2 separate regions of the Mus musculus genome follow, and region 1 is linked to region 2. A link is a loop called in an ENCODE intact Hi-C map of the cell type or tissue named here. Cell type or tissue: gastrocnemius. All regions are shown on one strand. Links, peaks and the distances in the headings refer to the core of each region. The heading gives the core; the rest is flanking DNA. Region 1 holds the start of Prss35 (protease, serine 35). Region 2 overlaps Me1 (malic enzyme 1, NADP(+)-dependent, cytosolic).

The links. A loop is a pair of places that touch in the nucleus more often than their neighbours do. Peaks named below come from ENCODE experiments on the same cell type or tissue, not always from the same donor. Only the 100,000 strongest peaks of a DNase experiment are listed, where the experiment ranks them.
Region 1: a loop joins it to region 2, with 7 times the contacts of the local background. A loop is called at or near these places in 8 of 42 quality-filtered maps.

The regions. Positions count from the first base shown.
Region 1 is chr9:86,742,073-86,750,409 of GRCm38, reverse strand. Prss35 (protease, serine 35) reads right to left here and starts at 6,777. Exons shown (of 2, transcript NM_178738.3): 1 at 6,604-6,777. In gastrocnemius, for the core only: a CTCF peak has its summit at 3,963 (motif pointing right); DNase peaks (open chromatin) are centred at 4,010, 4,221 and 6,762; H3K4me3 peaks cover 676 bases.
Region 2 is chr9:86,638,336-86,646,672 of GRCm38, reverse strand. Me1 (malic enzyme 1, NADP(+)-dependent, cytosolic) reads left to right here. Exons shown (of 14, transcript NM_008615.2): 6 at 259-362. Among named protein-coding and RNA genes, the nearest start is that of A330041J22Rik, 53 kb to the left of the region's middle. In gastrocnemius, for the core only: a CTCF peak has its summit at 4,300 (motif pointing left); no DNase peak of the experiment used is centred there; H3K27ac peaks cover 522 bases.

The DNA of each region.
Region 1 (8,337 bases), core at 174-8,173, 100 kb before region 2:
ATTTATTGCCCTTCGTGGATCCACAGTTGGTCTTGGGTTGGATTCTACAGACAGGTACAGCAGAAAGGAATTAGGTAAAGACCTAATGCCTCTTGATGTACCTAGTTCTCTAATAAAGATGGCCACACATCGTTACAAGAGATGACTTACTATTTCCACCACTTATTACCTGTTGTTCTTAGAAGTGGGAAGCTGGAGGTAGTGTTTAGAATTTTTGTGTATCTAGACCAACATAGTGGGCGTAAGTTCAGGTCAGGAATTGTCCACCTTTCCTCCTATTTGGCAGATGAACTTAAGATAGCTCATTACCTCTCTGGGTTTCATTTTCTTCAAGTGCACGGTGGTAACCATAGCAAGCTCTGCTTTATAGTGAACTAAGTTCATTTTAGAACTAAATGAGGTAGGTGATGTGTGTGGAAAGGGTTATCACCCATATCAGAGCATGGTAAACAAATGATAAATTCTATTTAAAAAAGTATTATTCTACTCTAAAATTAACTATGGGCCAAAGTTAAAGGACACATAGTTTCTTTCTTTTGAGACAAAGTCTCATAGGGCCCAGGCTGGCCTCAAAACTGAGGGAGGGTGAACTTGAACTGCTGTTACTCCTTCCTCTGCCTTCTGAGTTGTAGGATCATGTGTCACCATACTGGGTTCATTTAGGTGCCAAGGGTCAAACCCAGGGCTTCATTATGCTAGGCTAGTGCTCTGCCAACTGTTCCCTAGCTCCAAAAACACATGGTTCCTAAAGAGTTTATTTTGCAAATTCCTTTATTTCCTAATAGTTTCCAGTTGACTTGCAAATTCCCTTAATTTTGTTATATTTCTTCAAGGATGGCCAAATGAATGTTTTTCTAGTTGCTCATTCCCATGAATATCTGTGGCTTTGCAGTATATTTTTTCTTATCCCTATTAAACTTAAGTGTGATTAGATATTACCTACCCAATGTAAAGCAAGGAGGCTGGCCTCATTCACAAACATATCATGGAAAATTCTTGCGCACCTGGCCACCAAACATTTTTTTTTTTTCTAATGTAAGGGCCTATTTAGTCAGATCAGTGACACTGTAGGTCACCTTACCAAGTATGTCTGGGCACACAAGTGAATGCATAATCACTTAAAAAAAAAGAACCTTGATTGTCCATTTTGAACCTTTAATGATCCCTGCCCTTCTCAATACTACGGCCTGCTTTTATACACACACTCAAGTGTGAGGGCATGCCCACATTTCCTCTTCTGCTTTTATCCTTCGCCTGTGTGGTAAGGATTGAGATACCAGGAACCACTGAGGCCTGGCCTGGGAACTCTGAATAACGACAGACAGGAGAGATGCCTGGGCCAAGGGTCGCAGGGGAAGCACAAGAGCATCACTGGTAGTAATGAGCTATAAAGATGATTCAGGAAAGTGGGACGCAGTCTGCACAATACCTCTACAAACGTGCATGGTCATCTTGAGTTTGGCAAGATGCAGAGCAGACTCATGGCTGCTGTAATGGAGTTTTATTCTAGGCCACTACAAGTCACTTGCAGGTGTCACTGACTGGCTAGAGCACCAAGTGATGCAACATTTACAAGAAGAACATAATGTCACGGCAGTGGGAAAATGACAGTGTCAGTGGTATAACAAAGATGGACGATAGAGACCATCTTTCAGTTCAGTGGCCATAGGGACAGTGGACTTTAAAACCATATCAACTTATGCTCGCCATTTACTAGCAAGGTGATTCTCTTAAGGGTCCCTCATCTTTGCACTTTCCACATCTGTCACAGATGGAGAATGGCATACATGATTTTTGAAGGAATAATACGTGTGTATGTATGTGCACATGTGCACCCATGGGAGCATTCAGCAAATGGCAGCAATTATCATTATTGCCCAATGCCTGAAGTCAAAAAGTGAATGAGCTCTCCCTGAGAGGCAGAAGCAAGAGGCTCACCAGTTCTAGGTTAGCTTGGACTGCATAGTGAGACTGTCTCAGCACAGTATGTACTGGGGGCAAAAGAAAGCTGAGGCAGTGCATGCAGGTAGTCTCAGCTACTAGGGAGGCTAAAGCAGGAGATTCACTGAAGCTCAGAAGCTCCAGGCCAGCCTTGCCAACAGAGACACCATCTCTTCTATGAAAGCAAGAGGAAAACTTTGGTAGGTATTTATAAGGTATAGCCCAAACCTTTTACCAAGTACATTCCCTATGGCACATAGGCACTGGTCTCTGGACGGACCCACATCCTCATCATGAGGACCTGTGTCTATGTCCCTCACATGGTAAGGGAGATGGTGAGAGTGTGACTAAGCTAAAGGTTTTCAGATGAGAAAATTAGCCAAGCTATCAGGTGAATCAACTGCGACCATGGACCTTGTAAAGAGAAGGCAGGATAGAGTTGTGGAGATGGAAGTGGAGACTGAAGTGGGGTGGCTCAGGAGGTAGGTGGTCTACAAAAGATGCCAAGGGTTAGCAAGCAGAAGAACTTAACAGGGACATTTTCCTGCTGATCTTCAGACTTCTAAGCTCCACGCATGTAAGATTAATAATTTTTTGTGAATTTACCTCTGTAAGGTTTGGCTAATTTACTGGAACAGAAATGGGAAGTCAGGAGGTTTGGAAGAAAAGCTCTCATTAAAGTGTTTGCCATGCAAGCACCAGGATCCCAGCGTGGTCCCTAGAACCCACTACAAAAAGCTGAGGATGGGTGCCTGCATATGTGCTCTGCATGCTGGGTAGGTGGAGACCAATCTTGGCCTGATTCTAGAGAGAGATCCTAATTAAAAAATGAGGTGCTCAGCTTCTGGGCTGGCCATGGTGGCACTCACTTTAACCTTAGCACTCAAGAGGTAGGGGCAGATGGGTCTCTGAGAGTTCTGGCAGAGCCGGAGTTACTGAGTGAGACCCCATCTCAGGAGAAAGGAGGAAAGAAAGGAGAGAGAGAGAGAGAGAGGGAGAGGGAGAGGGAGAGGGAGAGGGAGAGGGAGAGGGAGAGGGAGAGGGAGAGGGAGAGGGAGAGGGAGAGGGAGAGGGAGAGGGAGAGGGAGAGGGAGAGGGAGAGGGAGAGGGAGAGAATATCAGAGAAATAAAAAACCAATCACTTGGTGCTTCAGTGATGGCTCAGTGGTTAACAGTGCTTGTTGCTCTTGCAAAAGACCTGGGTTCAGTCTCAGCATCCACATCTGGCAGTTCACAGCTGCCTCTAACTCCAGCTCCAACGAATCTGACTTCCTTTGATGGTCTCTGTAGGCACTTGAACATGTCATAAGTCTCTCTCTCTCTCTCTCTCTCACACACACACACACACACACACACACACACACACACACACAAGTTAGACATACATTTGATAGTTTCTGAGGAACAGCATCCAAGTCTGACCTCTGACCTCTGGTCTACACACACACATGAGCACGCACCAGCAGACACATACATAACCAGCACACACAAACATACTCCCACCACACTAAAAAAGAAATAAGAACTTAATACGTAGATGAAGATGAGAATATAGTTTCTAAAACTGCCTTCCCTGGATGTTTTGAAAGTAGTTGGGAGTATGAAGTTGGGGGGGGTTCATTTCCTAGGTGCTAAACATCAATTATAAAATTTATAAAGATAATAGAATGTTCAATTTTAGATATATAAAACAGAATCTCAGGAAATTTTATGATAGTATTGATTAGTGCCGCTAAAATCAGGAAGCTGAACAGTATAGATGATAATCATTTCTCAGCAAATGAAGTGTTAACTATGCTGAGTACCATCTTAAAGGCCTTTCTTTAAAAAAACAAAAACAAAAACAAACCATAACCTCTGACAGTTCTTCTCAGCTACCGAGTGGTCTCATAAGACCTAAGCTTGCTCTCCAGTTAATCGTGATCAACAAAGAGCACACAAGTGACAAGTGACATCAGTCAGTGAGCTTCAGAAGGCTTCATCTCCAGTCCTGGGAGCAGGTCCTTGCTGGCTATCTATGCCACCACTAGATGGCAAAGCAAGCCTGCCAAGAGCAAGTCTGGGGCTGCATTTCCTCTTACATCATTCGGCTGTGAATCAGAATTGTCCTCGAAGCATGGGAGATGAGGAAAGTGTAACTGGTTCACAATACACTAAAGAGTTGTCGCATATGGAACTTATCACACGTTCAAAACCCACCTCCAGGTCCCATCGCCCATCCTGATGAGCTGAGGACTGATGACGATGTCCACAGCCAGACAAATTTCTGGCAGGTGTTTTTCCCAAAACAGCTCCAGTGCCAGGACCCTCCCACCATGGCCTACAGCACGGCTGAGCCATCCACCCCATGGGCTGTGATTCATTTCAACGCAGAGGAAAGTCGCGAGCCTGCCAAATATTTCCATATGTTTATCAAATACTTTATAATCCATTACTAGGGGTAAGCTCTCCACCAGTTCTACGCTGAGAATCAACAGTTAGAGGGTTCACTGACAATGTGCCAATGGCTATTCAAAATACCGCATACCATAGCACTATTTTCAAATTCAGCTTCAGGACTGGAGACAGAGCAATGTCTGCTTTAAAAGTTTGGCAGTCCTTGAGGGAAAGGAAGATGGTAAAGTTACTCAGATGATTATTTTACAGTAACCCACAACTTCTGTTTCTCATCACAATAAAAACTAAAGCCTCCCTTTCTTTTCTTTTTTTTCCTGCTATTTCTGCAGGATACGTACATCTCAATTTATAAAATGTTTCGCTGTGTGTAAATCAAATTGAGGTGAATGGAACTAAGGTAACCCCAAGGGTGATCCTTCATTTGCTGGCATATGAGGTGCACCGTACATGACTCTTGACTACGCTTTATTTTTTTTTTAAGTTGGATCTTCAGCAAAGAATAGTTAATAAATGCATTATCTTTGGTAGTCACAGTGTATTTCGCTAATCACATATCAGTTTACCTGTAGGGAAATGTAAAATTATAAAATAATGATTTGTAAACTAAGTTGATGTTGGTCTTTCCTAATGTTCCCAATTCAGATTTCCCATCTGTCGTGTCTAAGGTGAAGGAGCTCCAGCATTCCAGAATTCCTGAGTCCGGTGCTTCTATTTAAAATGGATTTGTTGGATATTTGAGAATTGGGCACAGAAAGAAAGGCAGTCTATTCAGTAGAGAAAGTTGACCCACAGTAGCAGCTTCACGTGTGATGAGCCAAGCACATACTGAGGGCTCTCATATTTTAAAATATCTGCAAAAAAAGTGGAAAAGAAATGTACATAGAACTGTCTCACATGAGAGTCTTCTCTAAAATGAAATCCCATGCACCGTTTGATTGGCACTTTCTAGCCTGGCTCTTATTTGGCTAGGATTTTAACATTTTCTCTGCTAAATCATAAACCAGATCTTAAACACAATTCTCCAGTCAGCAAGTTATGACTTTTATAATTCTCTGTACAAATGAACTTGGCGGCGGGGAGGGGGGGATGTCAGAAGCCAGAAAAATTAATAAAGACAGGGAAGAAGAGACTTGATATACCAGACAACATCTTTCTGCATGTGTGTGCACGCCTTGGTTCTTGTGAGTAAATGGAACCCCATGGAAGTCAGAAGACAACCTTGAGTGTGGTCATATGCCAGGCTAACCCCCTAGAAGCTTTCACAGAGTCTCCTATGTTCTCTCCCCATCTGCTATAGGGCACTGGGATTTCAGATGTATTCTATCTCCTCTGGTTTTCTGTGGGTTCTGGGGATCCAAACTCAGGTCTTCATGTGTGTGAGGAAAGCCTTCTATTTGCTGAACCATCTCCTCAGCCCTGAAGAGCGACTTTCCAAATTGAAGATGGTATGGAAGTCAGATCAATCAGGCTTGGGAGTTGCTGCAACTTTCCAAAAATTCTTATTATTATAAAAGGTCTCAAGATCTCACACACCCATACACAGACACAGACACACACACACACAGAAAGACACAGACATATATACACACACGTACACACACATGCATATTTACACATATACTAACACACACTTACATACAGTCAGACACACATACACACACACCAACACACAGATGAGGCAAGAGAAATATTTAATCTCCATGTGCCCTTCACTCAGCTTTGGTAATTCTCAATACTTGGTTATTTTTTCAATCCACTCACCCCTGGCTGGTCCTTTAAAGCAAGCCCAAGATCTCCACTTCATCTCACCTCCTCGTCCCACGGGTCTTCCACTGTTCATTTCGCTACCCAGGCAGAAGGGAGAGGAGAGAGGGCAGGGCGACAGAGAGAGAATGAGGCAGACAGAGGCAGAAAGTACTTCGGCAGCAACTTAGGGAAGAGACAAACCTCTTTCCAGGAAAAGTTTTTACACCTTTTCCAGTGACATCTGTTAATAATCACAAAAATAAAGAGGGTCCCCTCTGGTACTGTTTAAGCAGAAAGCATTCCATTTGTATTCCAATGCAAACATCACTCACTCCTCGGATGTTAACCTTGCAGTGGCCGTTACTCATTCAGAATGGAAGAAGGGTGGTTGATCTCTAAAAAACAGCCAGCCTGTGATCCCTTCTTTAGTGCTTTTCTGTGTTCCTCCTGTGGGTCCTGCCTTGTTCAGGAGTGGTCCAGCCTCTAGGGTGCCCTCCTGTGCAGTGAGTTCATCCTTACCTGAGATGCTTACTGTATCCTCCCGTCCCAGGGGCGCTGCCCAGCAAGGATCCGGGTGGATGCAGACACTGGCTACGGAAGGTGCCAGGAGCCTAGTGGGCAGCAGAGTGCAGGGTCCTCTCAGCGGAGCTTCCCCGAGTCCGGGACCAGGCGAGAGTGGGGCTGCTGCACTGAGTGGCTGGAGATGGGAGGGGAAGGGGCGATGACGCTGACTTAGAGGGGAGGGGTGGGCGGATCCTGCTTACACACCACTGCATCCCTGCTGCACACCGATGGTTAAGAGCTAGAAAAAAACTCTAAATGGGTTCGCAAGAATGTAGGCACCCAGGGCGTGTTTTAACCAATGTTTTAAAAACAAAGCAGCAAAAACAAGAGGAGGAGGAGCGGCCAGCATGCCTAAACCAACTTAATCAGTATTAGCACGAAGGGAGTAAAGGTTATGGTTACCTCCAACCCAAGAGTCTCCATCTAAGGCCAAAGGCAGAGGTGAGGAGCCTACGCTGGGACACTGGGACACCCAGGGAGCAACTTGTGCAGCCTCCTGTGATTCACTTCTGTAGCTTTATTTTGAGCCAAGTTTGGCATACTCCCACTCCGGTCTCCACAGAATTCCCATCACACTCTTTCTGTTCCTTTCTTCTCTCCTCGGGATGGGGCACTCCTTTGGGATGGAGATTGTATGAGGAAAGCATTGTCAGCATTCCTTCTAGGCTCTGCCCTACAGTTACCTGGCAACAGCTAGGTATGACTGACTCAGTAAAAAAAAAAGGGGGGGGCTATTTGCCCCCTCCTTACTTATCCTCTTGCTCTCTTCCCTCTCTGTACCCTTCTCTCAACATTCCCCTCCCACCTCTCTCTCTCTCTCCACGTGTTCATGGCTGGCTTCTCTCCTCCCTTCCACTCCCCTCCCCACCCCTCCCCTCCCCACCCCTCCCCTCCCCACCCCTCCCCTCCCCTCCTCTCTTCTCCTCTCCTTGCCCCCCTTCTCTCTTTCTGTCTCTACTCCCTCCTAAACTCCCTTCCCCCTGCCCAAAATAAACTCTACTCCATACTATATCACACATATACTATATATGTGACTGGTCTCTCAGGGGGAAAGGATGCCTCAGTATAGACCCACAGAGGCACCCCCTTCCACCTCACCATACCTCACTCTACCAAACATATCCTGGTTCTTTCTTTCTTTCCTTTTTATAAAACACAACAAGCTTTACTTTTTCAGCTTTTACTGGGAAGCAGGTCTGGAGCAAAGAAAAGAAACCCCGAGTCCTGTATTTGGAATGTAGTCCAGTGTATGGGGCATTCACGTAAGCATGCCCAAGACTTAAGGTTTCATCCTCAGAGCCTGTGCTCACAACTGCCCCCTGACTAACCTCCATAGCCCCCCAACACAGAGAGAGAGGGGGGGAGGGGGAGAGGGAGAGGGAGAGGAAAATAAAATAAACTACCTCTGTCAGTTCTGACCTTCATAGCACCAAAGAATCAAATAAGTTCACAGGCCTAGTCTATCATGGAACAACTGGTTCTTTGTACTATATTCATTGATTGGTTGGTTGGTTGGTTGGTGGGTTGGTTGGTTATATGAGGAGCACATGTTTGCCATGGTACATGGGTGGAGGCCAGAAGACAACTTGTAGAGAGAGGTTATCTGTTTCATTCTGCAGTGTGGATCTGGGAGACTAGACTCGGGTCTTCAGTCCTGATAATGTGTTTTATGTGTTGAGCATTATCATA
Region 2 (8,337 bases), core at 122-8,121:
TATTTTACTTTTCTTTCCCCCAGACTAACCTAGAATCTTTTAACATTTAGTAATTATTTTTTAATTTGGTTTGTGAAGAGTATGAATATACTCTCTACAGTATTAAGTAACTAGTGAGTGTGGGCTACGATGTATCAGTACGTCGAGATTTTATCTTTGTTTCTGTCTCTTATAGAGATGATCAAACAGACTAGTGAAAGGTCAATGACTTTCTTATTGCTAATTGTTTTTTGGGGTCCACGTCTATTTTAACACTAGGAGTTACTTAAGGATCCACTGTACATCGGGCTGCGGCACCGGCGAGTCAGAGGCCCTGAGTATGACGCCTTCCTGGATGAGTTCATGGAGGCAGCGTCTTCCAAGTATGTGCAATCTTTATTTATCTGTGTTGGAGCTGAATTTCAAAAGTCTAAACCCTGATGACACACCTAGGAAAATATCTCGTTTGATTCAGTATGTTTTAATAATTAGACCTAATTAAGAATGCATTCTCTTTCTCTCCCTCTTCCTGTCTTCTTCCTCCCCTTCCCTCTCTCTCCTCCTCTTCCTTTTCCTCCCCTCTCTCTTTCCCTCCTTATAACTTTCACTGGCCAAATGGCAGCATCATGTATCTATCCTCCAAGCCATCTCTGTTCCTATTCCCAAAAGAGCATTGTTCTTAGAAGCATCATTGTTGCCATTGAAAATAGGCGGTGGTCTCCAGCTTTACCACACTAAACGCACAGAGCCCAGCTGAAATGCATGTTTATGGGAAGTAGGGAACTGGCCAATGACAGTGAATAGAAAAAGAAAGCCTTTTCCTTTTTTACATTTTTGGCACTTCTTTTTTGGCTGCCGGTAAGATCCAGTCTTCATTCATGTTTGTGGCTGATATTGGACTCTTTTGTGGTGGGAGAAGGAAGAGGTGGAGACTGAGTGTGAGCTATACGATCCCAGAGCTGTAATAGGGAGGGAGAGCACCAGGGTATCAATTTCTATTCATACATCTCTGCTTACATCAACAGTATTTATTAAATATACTACTGTGTTTTCATATCGTGTAGTAAGCATTGGGTTGTGGGCCTTCTGGTACTTTAAGACTTTCCAACTTTTTTCTCTAAGAAGGCGATTCTGCGATAATATACTCTGAGGGAGTTCTGTCAACTGACAGTCATTCATTTTGTTAGTTTGCAGCCACAAAACCACTATTGTTTAAAAATACATTTGTACTTTACTGGTTGTGCTTTATTGTTTTGTTTGTGAGTAACTTTATCACTGGTATTTCATGTAACTAAGATATTCTTTTGTTTCTTATAATTTAAAGTCATAACCAAGAGAAAGGCAGTTTCTTCATCAATTTGCACAGAATTTAAATATCTCAAATTGTTTGTCATGGGATTTAATTCAGAGTATACTTTTAGATCACTATGGACTAATTTAAAAAGAACATGTTTGATTACTTTGTTATTATCCTACTTATACATTAAGATATATTTACTCATAGAGAAAATATGAGTTGTGAAACTTTAAGCTCAAAATTATATGATGCCATTCATTTATTTATACTTGTAATTCACATATAATTTTAAAGGTTTTATCATAAAAAAAACTTAAACTTGTGATTATCAACTTTCTAAATAAGAGCACCATCAAGAAGTTGGCTCAGTAGTGCCACGAAGCCCCTGACAGAGAAGGAACTGACACTGGCAATGTGGGTTGCTTCACTGCCAGTTTGTGAGTTAAAATCGACCTAAAGAAGACAAATTCATGATATTTACAGGAAATTATAAAGCCTGTTCTAAGCACTCAATGATGATGCAAAATCCTTATGGAAACCATGAACAACTTCCTGGAGAATTGGAGATAAGAACCAAGTTGGGAAGGTCTTTTTCCTTGCAGGATCAGAAAACAACTTACATTTTAAATATTGAATTGGGAGATTGCTTAAGATATATGAAAAGAAAATGAGGATTAATAGACTCAACAGTGTCTTTTGATGCATGAAACCTCTGTAGCCAGGCATGTTTGCTCGTGTCGGATCCTAGGAATTTGGGAACTGAAACAGGAGGACTACTGTGAGCTCTAATTTAGCCTGCGTTATACAGTGAGACTCTGCTCAGAAACGAAAATGGTGGAAAGGAGGAGTTGTCCTCCTAGGCCCTTCCTAGAGAAAAATAGCAGAGACTTCAAAATATATTGTTTTGATATTGCTCCTTTAGAAGCTGACTAGGAGTAAAACCAAGCATTATCCCGTTAGGGTAATAAAGAGAAATTCATTTTAAAAGGACATATGACTTAAATTCATGATTGATGAGTGACTTTTGCAGTTGGAGTTTCTGAGATGGAATATATTAAGTGCTATTGGGAACAACCTTGTAGGAGGGAGAAGGAGGAACTCGAGCAGACAGAGGCAGAGCTGTGCCTCAGCGTGGGCCCGCACACTCGTGTAATGCAGTTGGGACCACTCCTTGCACTACTGAGTTTGTTAGCATCCATTAGTTTATGCCTAGTTCCAACCACCAAAACTGTTGTGGGGTTTTAACTTACTATATTGGTACAGATGGGGTGGATGATGAGGTGGTATGACATCATCTTTGTTTGCCCTGTGATAGCTCTTATTGTGTAGACCAAAGACCTGAAGATATTGTAACACACTCAGTAAGTATGAAATTAGAATATCTCAGTTGAGAAATCGCACACAGTATAGATTTGTGGTGTCATTGAGACTTCTAGAGCACCTGGTTGGGGCCCCACTTACCACTGCCCTTCACATTGCTTCTGTCAAGGGGAGGAGCGGGAGCAACTGCTTGATGTTTCAAGTCTCCAGATATCACTGTAGACTCTGTGCACAGAATCCTCTAAACATCTGAGCCCTTTTCCCCAGTGTAGCTAGCTACCTGAGTAAGCGTTGTAGATTCCTCTGAAGAGCTGGGAGAATTATTGCCGAGTATCCTTGCCAATGTATTGCGAAGTCTTGCCTTCTGGAAACTAGGCCTCTTCTCTCTGAATTCTGGGTAAAAGATTAGCTCAAGTTTGGAAATTGTACAGGCAATTGCAACTGTATTGCGTTAACTGCTTTCAATTGTGTAGCTGTTTGTCTTTGATTTCTTTTGGTAGCAAACACTGAGTGACAGGCTAGGAAAAGCTGTCTCTATTCTCTCTCATGACTGTGGGCCATTGTCTCACATACATTGCTGTTGCCCCTCTAAGGACAGCTGCACCCATTAGGCTTCCTTCTGGAGGCCTGTCACCCCTCTTACAGCTTATCAATAAGCCTGGCTATGTATCACCGTTGTCTTCTGTCCATCCTGGTCTTTTGAGATCCGGAAATAAGCTTTTCAGTGATTTGGAGGCTTCGCACCAGCATATTCTATGTGGCTTTTTGTCATTGTTTTAGAAGATAGTCACCTGATTTTTTTTTGGGGGGGGGGGAGGGAGGCACTATATATAGTTTGTATATCCTAGAATGCCCTTCTCTGAGCCCAGAAATTCTTGCTTCTCCCATCCATGGCAATGTTTCTAGAAGCCAGCCTTACTTAGTATGAGCCATTGGTTTGGGTAGGTACCTAGCAATTATTTTAATAGTCACTTTGTGTCATCTCTGGGGATTCTTGGCATTTGTTAAATTCTGCATCTTAAGAAACTGTCTGAAAATCACTACCTAACATTCGGGTCCAGGATCTGATGAAAAACCCTCATAATTAAGCTCACTTGGACTGCTCTTGGCTAACACAAGCTACCTACATCTGTTCCTCTGGGATATAGAAGCTCTCTTCCTTCATAGGCTCCAGCATGGCCCACGTGGCTTCTGATGTGGTAGATGCTGTTATGGGCCCCAGTGGGGTCTGAAGGAGATGAAGGTGTATACCGTCTCCTGACAGAAGACTGACTTCATTAATGGTGAGAGGAGAAAAAAGACTTCTGTTCAGTCGTAAAACGGTGTCGACTCTGAGGATTTAAAATTTGGGACGATCAAGCCAAGTATCCCTCTCCATGTAGCAAGTATCCGCTCACTCTACCAGATTCTAATGGAGCAAATGTGAGTGGCTTGGGCATCTTGGAGGCTCACTGGTGTGTATACACCCTGTTCTTGCCACCAGGGTCTTCTGCTAACGGCTCTATGGAATCTATAAGTCTGTTTGTACAAGCGAGGCCTTTGGCCCTCATGTTGATGGTTATTTGCCAACAAGTCTTGTGTTCTTTTACTGTTACCCTCTTCGTGTGCTTTCTCAAAAACTCTGAAACAGCACTCCAGTCAACATTCTCTTTTACTGATATACCGAGCGGGTCACCTCCGGAGAGAATTATAATAGTTGGGCTGCCACCTTGTGTATTGAGATCTAATTACTGCCAGGGAATCCTTGTGGACTGACTTAGGTCATAGGACCCATTTTAACGCCTGCTTTTGCAGACCCGTCCTGACAGCAGATGTCGTGGACTAGGTTACCCAGGAGGCATGTTCTGAAATGAGGCTCAGCGTTTAAGGATTCTTTCAGAAGTGCTCTTGTGAGTAACTCCCAGGGAAGAAAGACACAAGCCACAGGATTGAGCAGAGGATGTTGAGTGGTTCTTCAGGCATGACTGCCTCTACTATTGTCGCTCTCTGGCCTGTCCTGGCCAATCCTGAATGTGTCTGTATCAGGTAATTGGACATAGGTCATCCTGGGAAAAAAGAATAGGCCATGGTCTGTGGCGAAGTGTTCCTCTGTGGCTTAGGTGATCCCTGGGATAACAGTGAGCAATCTGGGTATCATTTCAGGTTTCTGTTGCCGTGACTGAACTCAGCTTCTTTAATAGTGTAGCACATATCTACTTTAATACTTGCTTAGTCGCTGTTGGAGAGATGGCTCAGTGGTTAAGAGCACTGGCTGCTGCTCTTCCAGAGGACTCAGATTCACTTCCCAGCACCCACATAGCAGCTCACAACTATCTGCAACTCCAGTTCAAGGGATCCAGCACCTTCACACACATGAAGGCAAAAACACTAATGTACTTAAAGTAAAAATAAATCAATGCTTAAAAAATAGATTTGCCTGTTCAACAGTTTTATCTCTTGACCCCAGTAATTCTCTTTTTTGCATGTTAATTATTTTTTATTAGACATTTTCTTCATTTACATTTTTAATGCTATCCCAAAAGTCCCCCATACCCTCGTCCCCCACTCCCCTACCCATGCACTCCAACTTCTTGGCCCTGGTGTTCCCCTGTTCTGGGGCATATAAAGTTTGCAAGACCAAGGGGCCTCTCTTCCCAATGATGGCCGACTAGGCCATCTTCTGATACGTATGCAGCTAGAGACAGGAGCTGTGGGGGTAATGGTTAGTTCATAATGTTGTTCCACCTATAGGGTTGCAGACCCCTTTAGCTCCTTTGGTACTTTCTCTAGCTCCTCCATTGGGGGCTCCATGTTCCATCCAATAGCTGACTGTGAGCATCCACTTCTGTGTTTGCCAGGCACGGCATAGCTTCACAAGAGACAGCTATATCAGAGTCCTTTCAGCAAAATCTGGCATATGCAATGGTGTCTGCGTTTGGAGGCTGATTATGGGATAGATCCCTGGGCGCCACAGTCTCTAGATGGTCCATCCTTTCGTCTCAGCTCCAAACTTTGTCTCTGTAACTCCTTCCATGGGTGTTTGGTCCCAATTCTAAGAAGGAGCAAAGTGACTACACTTTGGTCTTCGTTCTTCTTGAGTTTCATGTGTTTTGCAACTTGTATCTTGGGTATTCTAAGTTTCTGGGCTAATATCCACTTATCAGTGAATACATATCATGTGAGTTCTTTTGTGATTGGGTTACCTCACTCAGGATGATACCCTCCAGGTCCATCCATTTGCCTAGGAATTTCATAAATTCATTCTTTTTAATAGCTGAGTAGTATTCCATTGTGTAAATATACCACATTTTCTGTATCCATTCCTCAACATTCCTCTGTTGAGGGATATCTGGGTTCTTTCCAGCTTCTGGCTATTATAAATAAGGCTGCTATGAACATAGTGGAGCATGTGTCCTTATTACCATTTGGAACATCTTCTGGATATATGTCCAGGAGAGGTATTGTGGGATCCTTCAATAGTACTATGTCCAGTTTTCTGAGGAACTGCCAGACTGATTTCCAGAGTGGTTGTACAAGCTTGCAATTCCATCAACAATGGAGGAGTGTTCCTCTTTCTCCACATCCTCGTCAGCATCTGCTGTCACCTGAATTTTTGACTTTAGCCATTTTGACTGGTGTGAGATGGAATCTCAGGGTTGTTTTGATTTGCATTTCCCTGATGATTAAGGATGCTGAACATTTTTTCAGGTGCTTCTCAGCCATTTGGTATTCCTCAAGTGAGAATTCTTTGTTTAGCTCTGAGCCCCATTTTTTAAGGGGGTTATTTGATTTTCTGGAGTCCACCTTCTTGAGTTCTTTATATATATTGGATATTAGTCCCCTATCTGATTTAGGATAGGTAAAGATCCTTTCCCAATCTGTTGGTGGCCTTGTTGTCTTATTGACAGTGTCTTTTCCCTTACAGAAGCTTTGCAATTTTATGAGGTCCCATTTGTCAATTCTCAATCTTACAGCACAAGCCCTTGCTGTTCTATTCAGGAATTTTTCCCCTGTGCCCATATCTTCGAGGCTTTTCCCCACTTTCTCCTCTATAAGTTTCAGTGTCTCTGGTTTTATGTGGAGTTCCTTGATCCACTTAGATTTGACCTTAGTACAAGGAGGTAAGTATGGATCAATTCGCATTCACTTGATCTTTGACAAGGGAGCTAAAACCAGCCAGTGGAAAAGACAGCATTTTCAACAAGTGGTGCTGGCACAACTGGCGGTTATCATGTAAAAGAATGTGAGTTGACCCCAGCAATTCTATATCTGAAAGTGTAGGTTTAAAAATAACTTACTCAGAATATAGATAAAGAAAAACTGGGCTGGAGAGATGGCTTAGTGGTTAAGAGCACTGAGTGCTCTTCCAGAGGTCCTGAGTTCAATCCCCAGTAACCACATGGTGGCTCACAACCATCTGTTATGGGATCTGATGCCCTCTTCTGGTGTGTCTGAAGACAGCTACAGGGTACTCATAAAATCAATCAATCAATCAATCAATCAATCAATCTTAAAACAAAACAAAACTTTAATCTCCAGACTGTTAAGTGCGTATTTTTTGTGACAGATTTCCCTCCTTACTTCCCACCAAGTACTCTTTGGGCTTTTCATGACTTTTTTCTTTCTGTTCACCTGAAACCTCTCTAAACTATTCGTCTCTGATTCTCGTTGATCTCACTGCTCAGAGATCTTTTTATTTGTCACTCATAGGTCTGTATTTCTAGCTTGGAGATCTTATCTCAGCTCTAGACCTGTGTAACCAGTCTCCTTATTGGTACTTCTACTTGAATCCGTAGTAAAACAATATAAAGACCGTATGTATTAGATCGTATATGTTAGTTATATATGTGGGTACCTGCTCTTGCACCCACTCCTAAGCCAGCTCTTGCTGCACCTTTTCCGTCTCACCACACGAAAGCTCATTCTTGCTGCACTAAGAACAAGAATTACCGCTCTATACACAGCTTATTGGCAAAGCTTTCGAAATGTTAATATATGCAGGGCTTAGCCATTGCCTGTTACCTAATCTTGCTTCTCTGGGCTATTGTAGCTTCCTAACTGGATTTACTCCTCCCCACTTGTTGCCCTCTAGTGTGTTCGTAACACAGAGGCCAAGATGGTTCTTCGTTGAGTAATTTCTCTGCTCAGAACTTGGCAGTCCTCACCATTTCGTTCAGAATGAAAAGGGCTTTGTACTAACAGGAAAGGTTCTCTGCCTCCTGGCTTCCTGGTTCCTTCCCGACTTTGTTACTGTTTGACCTCACCTACATTAACATGGACTACTGTTCTTTTCTAATTGAAGTGTCATCTGCTTGGACTTTTACCATCCTCTGGTGGCTCTGCCTGGTTTTCCACTAGGCTAGCTGTCTCATCTTTGAAATTTGAAATTTCCAGAGATCTGTTTTGCTCAGTGAAGCTTGCCTTGACCAGTGTGCTTAAAATGTTACCTTCAACTCATTTTTTTTTCATTCTCTGCACTGAACAATGCCAGATTTGTTTATATTCAACCTTTTGTGCTCCGTATAGATCCACACACCAATATGTTCCATAAAAACAGAATACCTCCTCTTTCCTTCAGTGCCATACCACAGTTTCTAGGCCATCACCTGGTATGTCATTAAGTACTCAATTTGTGGGATTGGTGATAGAATTTATTTCATTCCTAGAACTGTTAAGCTATGGATGGAGAAATGCTGACATGTTCAAATAGCCTTTTCATGTGACTTAAGAAATAGTAAAGTGCTTGCACAATCTGTATACAC